Linked DNA regions of Homo sapiens: region 2 is linked to region 1. Evidence: read pairs that join two places in POLR2A ChIA-PET (ENCODE). Cell type or tissue: GM12878. All regions are shown on one strand. Each heading gives the region's core, and the rest is flanking DNA. Links, peaks and the distances in the headings are about the cores only.

Evidence for each region. Peaks named below come from ENCODE experiments on the same cell type or tissue, not always from the same donor. Only the 100,000 strongest peaks of a DNase experiment are listed, where the experiment ranks them.
Region 2: POLR2A ChIA-PET joins it to region 1 with 7 read pairs; 5 of 35 experiments call an interaction of 5 or more read pairs at or near these places.

Annotation. Positions count from the first base shown.
Region 1 is chr15:90,405,536-90,410,916 of GRCh38, reverse strand. All of the region lies in intron 2 of IQGAP1 (IQ motif containing GTPase activating protein 1), which reads right to left. Among named protein-coding and RNA genes, the nearest start is that of IQGAP1, 20 kb to the right of the region's middle. RefSeq lists a silencer at 2,802-2,851. In GM12878, for the core only: no CTCF peak of the experiment used is centred there; a DNase peak (open chromatin) is centred at 2,695; H3K27ac peaks cover 477 bases.
Region 2 is chr15:90,521,704-90,527,084 of GRCh38, reverse strand. No RefSeq gene overlaps it. Among named protein-coding and RNA genes, the nearest start is that of CRTC3, 5.5 kb to the left of the region's middle. In GM12878, for the core only: no CTCF peak of the experiment used is centred there; DNase peaks (open chromatin) are centred at 2,484 and 4,704; H3K27ac peaks cover 1,011 bases.

The DNA.
Region 1 (5,381 bases), core at 164-5,163:
CAAGAGAAATTTCTTTTTCTTTTTCTTTTTTTTGAGGGGATCTTGGGAATGTTTTTTCTTTTTTTTTTTTTTTATTATACTTTAAGTTCTAGGGTACATGTGCACAACATGCAGGTTTGTTACATATGTATACACGTGCCATGTTGGTGTGCTGCACCCATTAACTCATCATTTAGCATTAGGTATATCTCCTAATGCTGTCCCTCCCCCCTCTCCCCTCCCCCTACCCCACAACAGGCCCCAGTGTGTGATGTTCCCCACCCTGTGTCCATGTGTTTTCATTGTTCAATTCCCACCTATGAGTGAGAACATGCGGTGTTTGGTTTTCTGTCCTTGTGATAGTTTGCTGAGAATGATAGTTTCCAGCTTCATCCATGTCCCTACAAAGGACATGAACTCATCCTTTTTTATGGCTTCATAGTATTCCATGGTGTATATGTGCCACATTTTCTTAATCCAGTCTATCACTGATGGACATTTGGGTTGGTTCCAAGTGTTTGCTATCATGAATAGTGCCGCAGTAAACATACGTGCGCATGTGTCTTTATAGCAGCATGATTTATAATCCTTTGGGTACATACCCAGTAATGGGATGGCTGGGTCAAATGGTATTTCTAGTTCTAGATCCTTGAGGAATTGCCACACTGTCTTCCACAATGGTTGAACTAGGAAATACCATTCAGGACATAGGCATGGGCAAGGACTTCATGTCTAAAACACCAAAAGCAACGGCAACAAAAGCCAAAATTGAGAAATGGGATCTAATTAAACTAGAGCTTCTGCACAGCAAAAGAAACTACCATCACAGTGAACAGGCAACCTACAGAATGGGAGAAAATTTTTGCAATCTGCTCATCTGACAAAGGGCTAATATCCAGAACCTACAAAGAACTCAAATAAATTTACAAGAAAAAAACAAACAACCCTATCAAAAAGTGGGCAAAGGATATGAACAGACACTTCTCAAAAGAAGACATTTATGCAGCCAACAGACACATGAAAAAATGCTCATCATCACTGGTCATCAGAGAAATGCAAATCAAAACCACAATGAGATGCCATCTCACACCAGTTAGAATGTCGCTCATTAAAAAGTCAGGAAACAACAGGTGCTGGAGAGGATGTGGAGAAATAGGAACACTTTTACACTGTTGGTGGAACTAAGCAAGAGAAATTTCAATGGGGAAAAGGAAGGCACAGGAATTACATCCAAATGAGTTAAGTTAAGGAAGTGAATATAGGGGCAGGGCACAGTGGCTCACACTTGCAATCCCAGCATTTTGGGAAGCCAAGGTGAGTAGAACACTTGAGTTCGTAAGTTCGAGGCCAGGCTGGGCAACCCAGTGAAACCCGTTTCTACAAAAAAATGTAAAAATTAAGGCCTGGCGCAGTGGCTCACGTCTGTAATCCCAGCACTTTGGGAGGCCAAGGCGGGTGGATCATTTGAGGTCAGGAGTTCGAGACCAGCCTGGCCAACATGGTAAGACCCCATCTCTACTAAAAATACAAAAATTAGCTGGCTGTTGTGGCGGGCACCCATAATCTCAGCTACTCAGGAGGCTGAGGCAGGAGAATCGCTTGAAGCCGGGAGGTGGAGGTTGCAATGAACCGAGATCGTGCCACTGCACTCCAGCCTGAGTGATAGAGCCAGACCTTATCTAAAAAAAAAAAAAAAAAAAAAGTGAATATAGGAAATTTTCCTTGAAAGAACAAAGAGGGGAAAACAATCAGGGTATCTAGGAGTAAGGAAGTGTATCTTGAATGGGTGAGGATGTTCATGTGCTAAAGAGAAAGAAGCAGCAGGAAAAAAAGTGCAAGTTATAGTTGGGAAAATAATATTGGAATAAGAACCCTAGAAGACAAGAAGGGATAGGATCTAGATCACACATAGAAGGTTAAGTGTTAGGAGAAAAATACGTTTTTCCCACTGCTACAGGGAAAGAGGTCAAGATGGCATGTTAAGCCAGCATGGTGGCATGCATCTGCAGTCCCAGCTACTCACAAGGCTGAGGTCTGGGGATGGCTGGAGCCCAAGAGTTCCCGGCTGCCATGAGCTATGATTGCACCCCTGCACTCCAACCTGGGCAAGAGAGCAAGACCCTTTCTCTAAAAATTAATTAATTAATTTTTTAAGTGATAGCATGTTAAATGAGATGGGGTAAATTTGTTAGGGCCAAAATGTGAAGAAGTTTTGAGAGAAAATAGATGTCATCAAGCCACGATGCAGGAAGGTAGAGACAGGGATGCCCACAAAGAATACAAGGTTTAGTATAACTTTTAGGTGATCAGCCCCACCCATCCCTGCCAATTCAAATGTTACCTTCAAAAGTCACCTCTCCTCCACGAACCTTTTCATGACCTACCATCAGAAATAATCTCTTCTCGTTCCAAACTTCCTCTAAACTTTCTTATGGCACTTTATATCTCTTTATCGCCTAATAGTTATTTATGTACATAAGGGTAGAATCCTTTTCTAATTTATCTTTGAATAAATTAGAAAGACTCTACTGAAAGACACACACTGCTCTTTCTCTCTTGCTTAGGGACCGTATTACTCCTGGTCTCAATTATAACCAAATAATAAAAGAAAAACAAAAACCAAAACAGAAAATTACCCCAAGCTCTTATCACCATAACACTGAAATTCTTTTTCCTACCACAACCCCCACATACCACACAACTCTGTACTCATTCAACTTAACAATATCCCCAAGCACCTACTTTGTAAAAAGCACTGTGGTGAGAGGTGCCATTGGGTACCAGGAAGTGGAAAGAGCTTCAACTCTAAAGGAGCACAGAGAACAAGACAAGTATACATAGTGTTATGCTTTCCCTTGAAAGGGAAACGCCTGACCATACAATGTCAGCTTATCCTGAAAAACCCAGCCATAAAATAATCTTTCCCTGTCTAAACTCTCACACATTAACTATTTGCATCATTTCCTCAGCAATTACATATTGCCTTGTGACACTGAGACCTCTCATTCTCTGATGTTGGGTAACTTTTCAAATGTTTATGCCCTGTCTTCAATTAATCCGTAAGCTCCTAAGGGCAGGACTGTTTTATACTTTCGCATCTTCTTCAGTTCTCCCAGAGTGTCCTGAACAATGGAGGAGCTAAAAACGTGTTTTACTTGCTTTAAAGTAATTATTTTATTGGAGGAATTTTCCCAACTTCTTAGCCATGTTAGAAAAAATGAGCAATGGAATAGTATCAAGTCATTCAAAATAAAAATAGTTTTTAATAACACAGGAAATGAAATAAAAATTGTTTTTAAATAACGAGAAAATACTTAGGTTAGAACATAACAATCTTCCATTAAACTGTTACACAGTCTAAACCTGAAAATCTGCAACACGGGTTTTCCCAAAGCAGCTCAGACACCGTTTGGAAATTTCTTATTGTTATATAAGAAACTATCCTCCTATTAAGCAGATTTCCATTGTCTAGTTCTGTTCCCCTGGCACCACATCTGACAAAATGAACTCCCCTCCCATCTCTCAGGAATTTTTTAGTAAAGTAGGTAAAATGTTAATATAACAGTTGACTGAATTCCTAAACTAGATGAAAGGTTGAGCTTCTGAGATTCTGATTTTATATTTCTTCTAAATCTTGTTTCCATTTTATATAGCCTCAGTATTCCCAATTATTCTTCATAGATCATAATTGGTAGACCCTTTATCATCCTGGTCATACTCATCGAACACGCTCTCATCCCAGAGCAACAACTAAGTCTCAACTAATGGACAACCAACACCCACTGATTGGGAGTGGTTCCTCAGCTTCTACGTTGAAAAGGATTCTGATCTATCAGCAGTGCTTGCTGTGGGTGTAAAATAACCTACCACAAATCTAACATCCTTGCTCTAGACTACGAGATCCATCTTAAAGTATGGCCTCCAGAACTAAACACCAATTTCAGGAAGCCTCTGATTAGTCCAGAGGACAGTGGAACCATCTTTTCCTTGGCTGCATATACCATATATCTACTAATGAGTTAATGAACTTCTCAGGTTTCTTTCATTTTGTTTTCGTTTCCCACCAACGTTATTCCCACTAACGCTACTTCTCTCCCTTATCCTATACACTTTTTGAACTCCAATGTAGGACATCACACTTATTACTATTGAATTTCATTATTAGATTCACGGTACATTGAAAGCAAAATGTGCCTTACAATATATTAACTATCTCTCTAGAAACAAGTAAAATCCTAACTTCACTGACACATCACTGACGCCCTAGTAAGTCCCAATAAAAATGTTTACAAATAACATGCCCTAAAAGTGCTTTCTCTGAACTAAAAATCTGCAGCTCTTTTTGCTGAGATACGATTCGTAACGTAAACTCATTTAAAATATACAATTCAGTTGCTTTTAGAATATTCACAATGTTGTACAACCGTCATCACTATCTAATTCCAGAACACTTTCATCAACCAAAAACAAACCCCGGCCGGGCACGGTGGCTCACGCCTCTAATCCCAGCACTGGGAGGCTGAGGCGGGTGGATCACCAGGTCAGGAGATCAAGACTATCCTGGTTAACACGGTGAAACCCCGTCTCTACTAAAAATACAAAAAATTGCCAGGCGTGTGTTTTTCTCTGATTCACCAATCTGGTGACCCTGTCCAAAAGGAAATGATGTTAATGTGACAGGGCTTTTTTTAGGGAGCCCATGTTGGCTCCCAAGCATCACTTTTCTCGCTAAGTGTTCATAAGTTATGCATCTGACAATGTGCTCTGGAATTTTTCTGGTCCAATGTTTGGCCAGAAACTAGTTTACTAGACCAGAATTTGTCATATTTATCTTTTCCTTTTTAATAATTAGTACATTTGCACCCCTCATTTTTAAAAACCACACTCCCGTCCTTTGCAATGCCTTAAAGATCACTGAGCAATTATACCTATCCAATTAGTACAATTATGGCTTTAATTTAAGCTCTATAAGCCAAGAACAGGATAACTCAACGGAGAATGTAAACTAACTATCATAAAACACAAAATAGCTGAGAAGTGACCATGAACATCTCCCAAATTCTTATTTGAAATAGTCTCTGAAGAAAGTCTTAGAGTCCAAAAATAAAAAATAAAGTAAAAGAAAGAAAAAATAGTCCCTCAAATCCGTAACTGATAGAAAAAAAAGTGTTCGCAAACCAGAAAAAAAAAAAAAACCTGGAACACTATTGATAAAGTAGGTTTGAGGAATATTGCATACACTATCCTTTGCCTTGGAGACTCAGAATTTACAAGTCTATGACAAAGATTCCAAATAATTTGCCACTTGAATAATATTTGGCTTGGTTTAACTCAGTATTTCTGAAGCTTATTTCACCACTAAACCCTTTCTTTAATGTCACAGCACAATATACCTCAAAAAA
Region 2 (5,381 bases), core at 107-5,106, 120 kb before region 1:
ACTTTGGGAGGCCGAGGTGTGGGTGGATCACCTGAGGTCAGGAGTTTGAGACCAGTCTGACCAACAAGGTGAAACCCGGTCTCTACTAAAAATATAAAAATTAGCAGGGCGTGGTGGCAGGCGCCTATAGTCCCAGCTACTCAGGAGGCTGAGACAGGAGAATTGCTTGAACCCAGGAGCAGAGGTTGCTGTGAGCCAAGATCACCCGACTGCACTCCAGCCTGGGCGACGAAGCGAGACTCCGTCTCAAAAAAAAAAAAAAAAAATCAAACACCTCCACCACAGCACTCCCCAGCATAAATAGCACACACAGACTTCACTTCACCTCCACCTTATACATCTCATGAGAGGAAATGATTGGAAAAACCAAAATTGTGTCCAAAATCCCTGCCACAAGGTCATCTAGGAAATGTAGATTCGACCTTTCAGCTTGTGCAATGTAGGGAGGACTGTAGAAAGATATTGAGATGAAAGGCTGGGTGCGGTGGTCGTGCCTGTAATCCCAGCACTTTGGGAGGCCAAGGCGGGCAGATCATGAGGTCAGGAGATCGAGACCATCCTGGCTAACACGGTGAAACCCCGTCTCTACTAAAAATACAAAAAAAATTAGCGGGGCGTGGTGGTGGCGGGCACCTGTAGTCCCAGCTACTCGGGAGGCAGAGGCAGGAGAATGGCGTGAGCCCGAGAGGCGGAGCTTGCAGTGAGCCGAGATCGCGCCACTGCACTCCAGCCTGGGTGACAGAGGGAGACTCCGTCTCACAAAAACAAATATATATATATATATATAGAGATGAGATGAGTATTAAGCTAAATCTACCATTATCTGTCCACCAATTCACCAGCATAGGCACCTGTCATAGCTGCACTCTGGTTCCATGTTTCTGGAATCTGATTTGGAGTATATTCATTCTACTTCTGTTCTTATTTGATTAACTTAATCATATTACATTTGGTTTTTTTTTTTTAGAGACAGGGTCTCACTGTGTTGCCCAGGCTGGACCTGAACTCGTGGGCTCAAGCCATCCTCCTGCCTCAGTTTCCTGAGAAGCTGGGATAATTTTCTAATCAAAAAATGTGAATTATTTAAGAAGTGAAATTTATAGGCTTACAATCGTAAAAAGATTTCTCAAGTCCTTTTTTTTTTTTTTTTTTTTTTTTTGAGACAGGGTCTCTTGCTCTGTTACCCAGGCTGGAGTGCAGTGAATGGAAAGATCAGGGCTCACTGCAGCCTCAGACACTCTCACCTCAGCGCCTCCTCAGTAGCTGGGACTACAGGTGCGTGGCACCATCCCTGGCTTGTTGTTTTTTTTTTTTAATTTTAGTAGAGACAAGGTCTTCCTATGTTGCTCAGGCTAGTCTTGAATTCCTGGGCTCAAGTGATCCCCCAAACTCAGCCTCCCAAAGTGCTGGGATTACAGGGATGAGCCACCATACATGGCCCCCAAGTCCTACTTTAAATGAAGTTAATCCTGCTGTTTTATGATATTTTAAAATTTTAGATAGTTAACTGTTCATTTTCTACCATAGAAAATGATGATTTGGCCATTTTATGCCCCAACAAAAATATAATTTTCCCTGACCTCATTCTTTCAATGTAGTTATGTGATCATTCTTGGTAAATCAATATTAAGTGGTTTTTAAATTATTATTGTTATTATTTTGAGACAGGGTCTCACTCTGTCACCCAGGCTGTAGTACAGTGGCATGATCTTGGCTCACTGCAGCTCCGACCTTCTGGGCTCAAGCAATCCTCCCACCTCAGCCTCCTAAGTAGCTGGGACTACAGGCACGCACCACCACACCTGGCTAAGTTTCTTCAGTTTTTGTAGTGATGAAGTCTTACCATGTTGCCCAGGCTGGTCTCGAACCCCTGGGCTCAAGGGATCCTCCCGCCTCGGCCTCCCAAAGTGCTGGGATTACAGGTATGAGCCACTGTGCTTGGCAATATTAAGCGTTCACATAGTGTAGCATAGTTCTATTTTGGTACAAATTTCTTTTTGGAGTTAAAAATTGCCTCTGTTATTGATTTGCTTAGATTTCTCTCAAGCCATTATTCATCCTTTCCCAAACTCCGACAGAGCTATGAAACATATGACTGAATCTATGAATGACTGGTTTTGGGGGAAGCTTCTTTTCTGGAGCGCTGTGCCCTCTGGCTGCATCCTGGGCTGTTCCCCAGCCTGCAGCACTGCTGTGGTGCAGTCCCCCTCACCATCACCCCAAGCTTCCCTCCGCCTCCTGTGTTCTCACCTCCGCTTCCCGGATCCCAGGTTGTCGTCTTGCCATGTGTACACCTTCACTTTGGTGGAGTACATTCTCCAATAGTTTCCTGGAGAGAAAAAGGGTACGTGAAAGATAAAATCTCTGAGACTGTGTGTGAAGATGGTTTTATTTTACCCTCCTGTTTGATTATTAGCTTGGCTAAGAGTAGGGCTTCTCTGGAAATGCTTTTCATTTAGATCTTTGAATGCATTGGGTCACTGTTTTCTCACTTTCAGTGTTGCTACTGAGAAGGCCACTCACATTCGGTTTCCTTTTCCTTTGTAGGTGACCTGTTTTTTTGTTTGTTTGTTTTTGGTTTTTTTTTTTTTGGTTTATTGTTTTTTGTTTTTGAGATGGAGTCTTGCTCTGTCACCTAGGCTGGAGTGCAGTGGCGCAATCTCAGCTCACTGCAACCTCTGCCTCTTGGGTTCAAGCGGTTCTCCTGCCTCAGCCTCCTGAGTACCTGGGATTACAGGCACGCACCACCATGCCTGGCTAACTTTTTTTGTATTTTTAGTGGAGACAGGGTTTCACCATGTTGCCCAGGCTGGTCTCAAACTCCTGGGCTCATGCGATTCACCCTCCTCAGCCTCTGAAAGTGCTGGGATTACAGGCATGAGTCACAGCACCTGGCATCTTTCTGGAACTTTTGTTAGTTAATGGGCCTCCTAGATTGCTCTTCTAATTTTCTTATCTTTTGTCTCCTATTTTCTATTTACTTGTCTTTTGTTATTTTCCTATTTCCTGATATATTTTCTCAGCTTCATTTTCCAATCCTTCTGTTAAACTTTTATTTCTACCATTATCTTTTTTTTTTTTTTTGAGATGGAGTTTCACTCTTCTCGCCCAGGCTGTAGTGCAATGGTGCCATCTCAGCTCACTGCAACCTCTGCCTCCCGAGTTCAAGCAATTCTCCTGCCTCAGCCTCCATAGTAGCTGGGATTACAGGTGCCTGCTACCACGCCCAGCTAATTTTTTTGTATTTTTAGTAGAGACAGGGTTTCACCATGCTGGCCAGGCTGATCTCGAACTCCTGACCTCAAGTGATCCTCCCACCTCGGCCTCCCGAAGTGCTGGGATTACAAGAGCAAGCCACCGTGCCCAGCCTCTACCATTATCTTTCAATTGAAAAGATTAAGGCTGAGCAAGGTAGTGAGACTTCATCTCTATGGAAAAAAAAAAAAGTTAGTCTGCCATGGTGGTATGTGACTGTAGTCACAGCAACTCAGGAGTCTGAGGTGGGAGGATCCCTTGAGTCTGGGAGGTTGAGGTTGCAGTGAGCTGTAATTCTGTCACTGCACTCCAGCCTGGGTGACAGAGCAAGACCCTGTCTCAAAAAAAAAAAAAAAAAAGGATTAATAAGAACTCTCTGTGTTTCCCTAAAATTTCTTTTTTGAATAGCATTCTGTACTCATTTCATGGATGTGATATTAATTTTAGGTTACTTCTGTTTTTACTTTTTTTCTACTTTTTACATTGTCACCTTTTGTTTTGTCTGAATTCATTTTTATTTGTTTGTTCATTTTGATCTTCCTCTGCAGGCTTTCCTCAAACCTCTGGTGATCTTTGACTCTCCATTAGTCAGAGACACTAAATATGTATAGATTGTTTCTGGAAATAAAAGATTTTAAAATATATATGTGTATCTGGCCAGGTGCAGTGGCTCATGCCTGTAATCCCAGCACTTTGGGAGGCCGAGGTGGGTGGATCACTTGAGGTCAGGAGTTCAAGACGAGCCTGGCCGACGTGACAAAACCCTCTCTCTATTAAAAATACAAAAATTAGCCGGGCCTGGTGGCGAGCAGCTGTAGTCCCAGCTACTCAGGAAGCTGAGGCAGGAGAATCGCTTGAATCCTGGAGGAGGAGGTTGCAATGAGTCATGGTTGTGCCACTGCACTCCAACCTGGGCGACAGAGCAGGACTCCATCTCAAATATATGTGTGTGTGTGTGTGTGTGTGTGTGTGTGTGTGTGCTCTGTTTTGTAGCAAAGATCACTGATTGTCTCCCAATATTCATTCTCCCCTTCTTCCTTTTTTTTTTTTGAGACGGATTCTTGCTCTGTCACCCAGGCTGGAGTGCAGTGGCACGATCTTGGCTCACTGCAACCTCTGCCTCCTCAGTTCAAGCGATTCTTCTTCCTCAGCCTCCCTAGTAGCTGGGATTACAGGTGTGCACCACCACACCCAGCCAATTTTTTGTATTTTCAGTAGAGACGGGGTTTCACCATGTTGGCCAGGCTGGTCTCGAACTTCTGACCTCAGGTGATCCACCAGCTTCGGCCTCCCAAAGTGCTGGGATTACAGGTGTGAGCCACTGCACCCGGCCCCTTCTTCCTTTTTTAAAAGAAATCCTGAGCTTTAGCTGAGCACATCTAGGCCCAACTAAAGCCAGCTGAAGACTACATTTCCCATCCTCCCTTGCAAATAGCTATGGTCATGCGACTATGTTCTGCCCAATGGGGTGTGAGCAGAAGTAATATGGACAACTCTGGGATTCTGTCCTTATATGAAAGAAAAAATGGCCTTCTTTTTTCTCTTCTGTCTTCTCACTGACTGCCATGTGGATATTGTGACAGGATTGGGAGCAGCAGCTGGGCACAGTGGCTCACGCCTGTAATCCCAGCACTTTGGGAGACTGAGGCAGGAGGATCACTTGAGCCCAGGAGTTCGGGACCATCCTGGGCAACAAAGAGAGACCCCATCTTTACAAAATAAAAATTAGCCAGGGGTGGTGGCACATACCTGTAGTCCCAGCTACCCAGGAGGCTGGTTTTGGTGAAGACGGTTTTATTTTACCCTCCTATTTGATTGTTAGTTTGGCTAAGAAGAGAGCCTCCCTGGAAATGCTTTCCATTTAGATCTTTGAATGCATTGCTTTGCTGTTTGTGCAATGATGATGGTTTGAGCCTAGGAGTTTGAGGCTGCAGTGAGTTATGATTGTGCCGCTGTATTCTAGCCTGGGTGACAGAGCAAGACCCCATCTCTAAAGACTGACAGACAGAGCAGCCATCTTAGACCATGAGATGAAAACTATGTGTTGAGAATGCCAGCACAATGGTAGCAAAGTAGCCTGGGTCCCCAGCACTGGGGAACCACAATATTAGCTCTGGGCTGCCTCT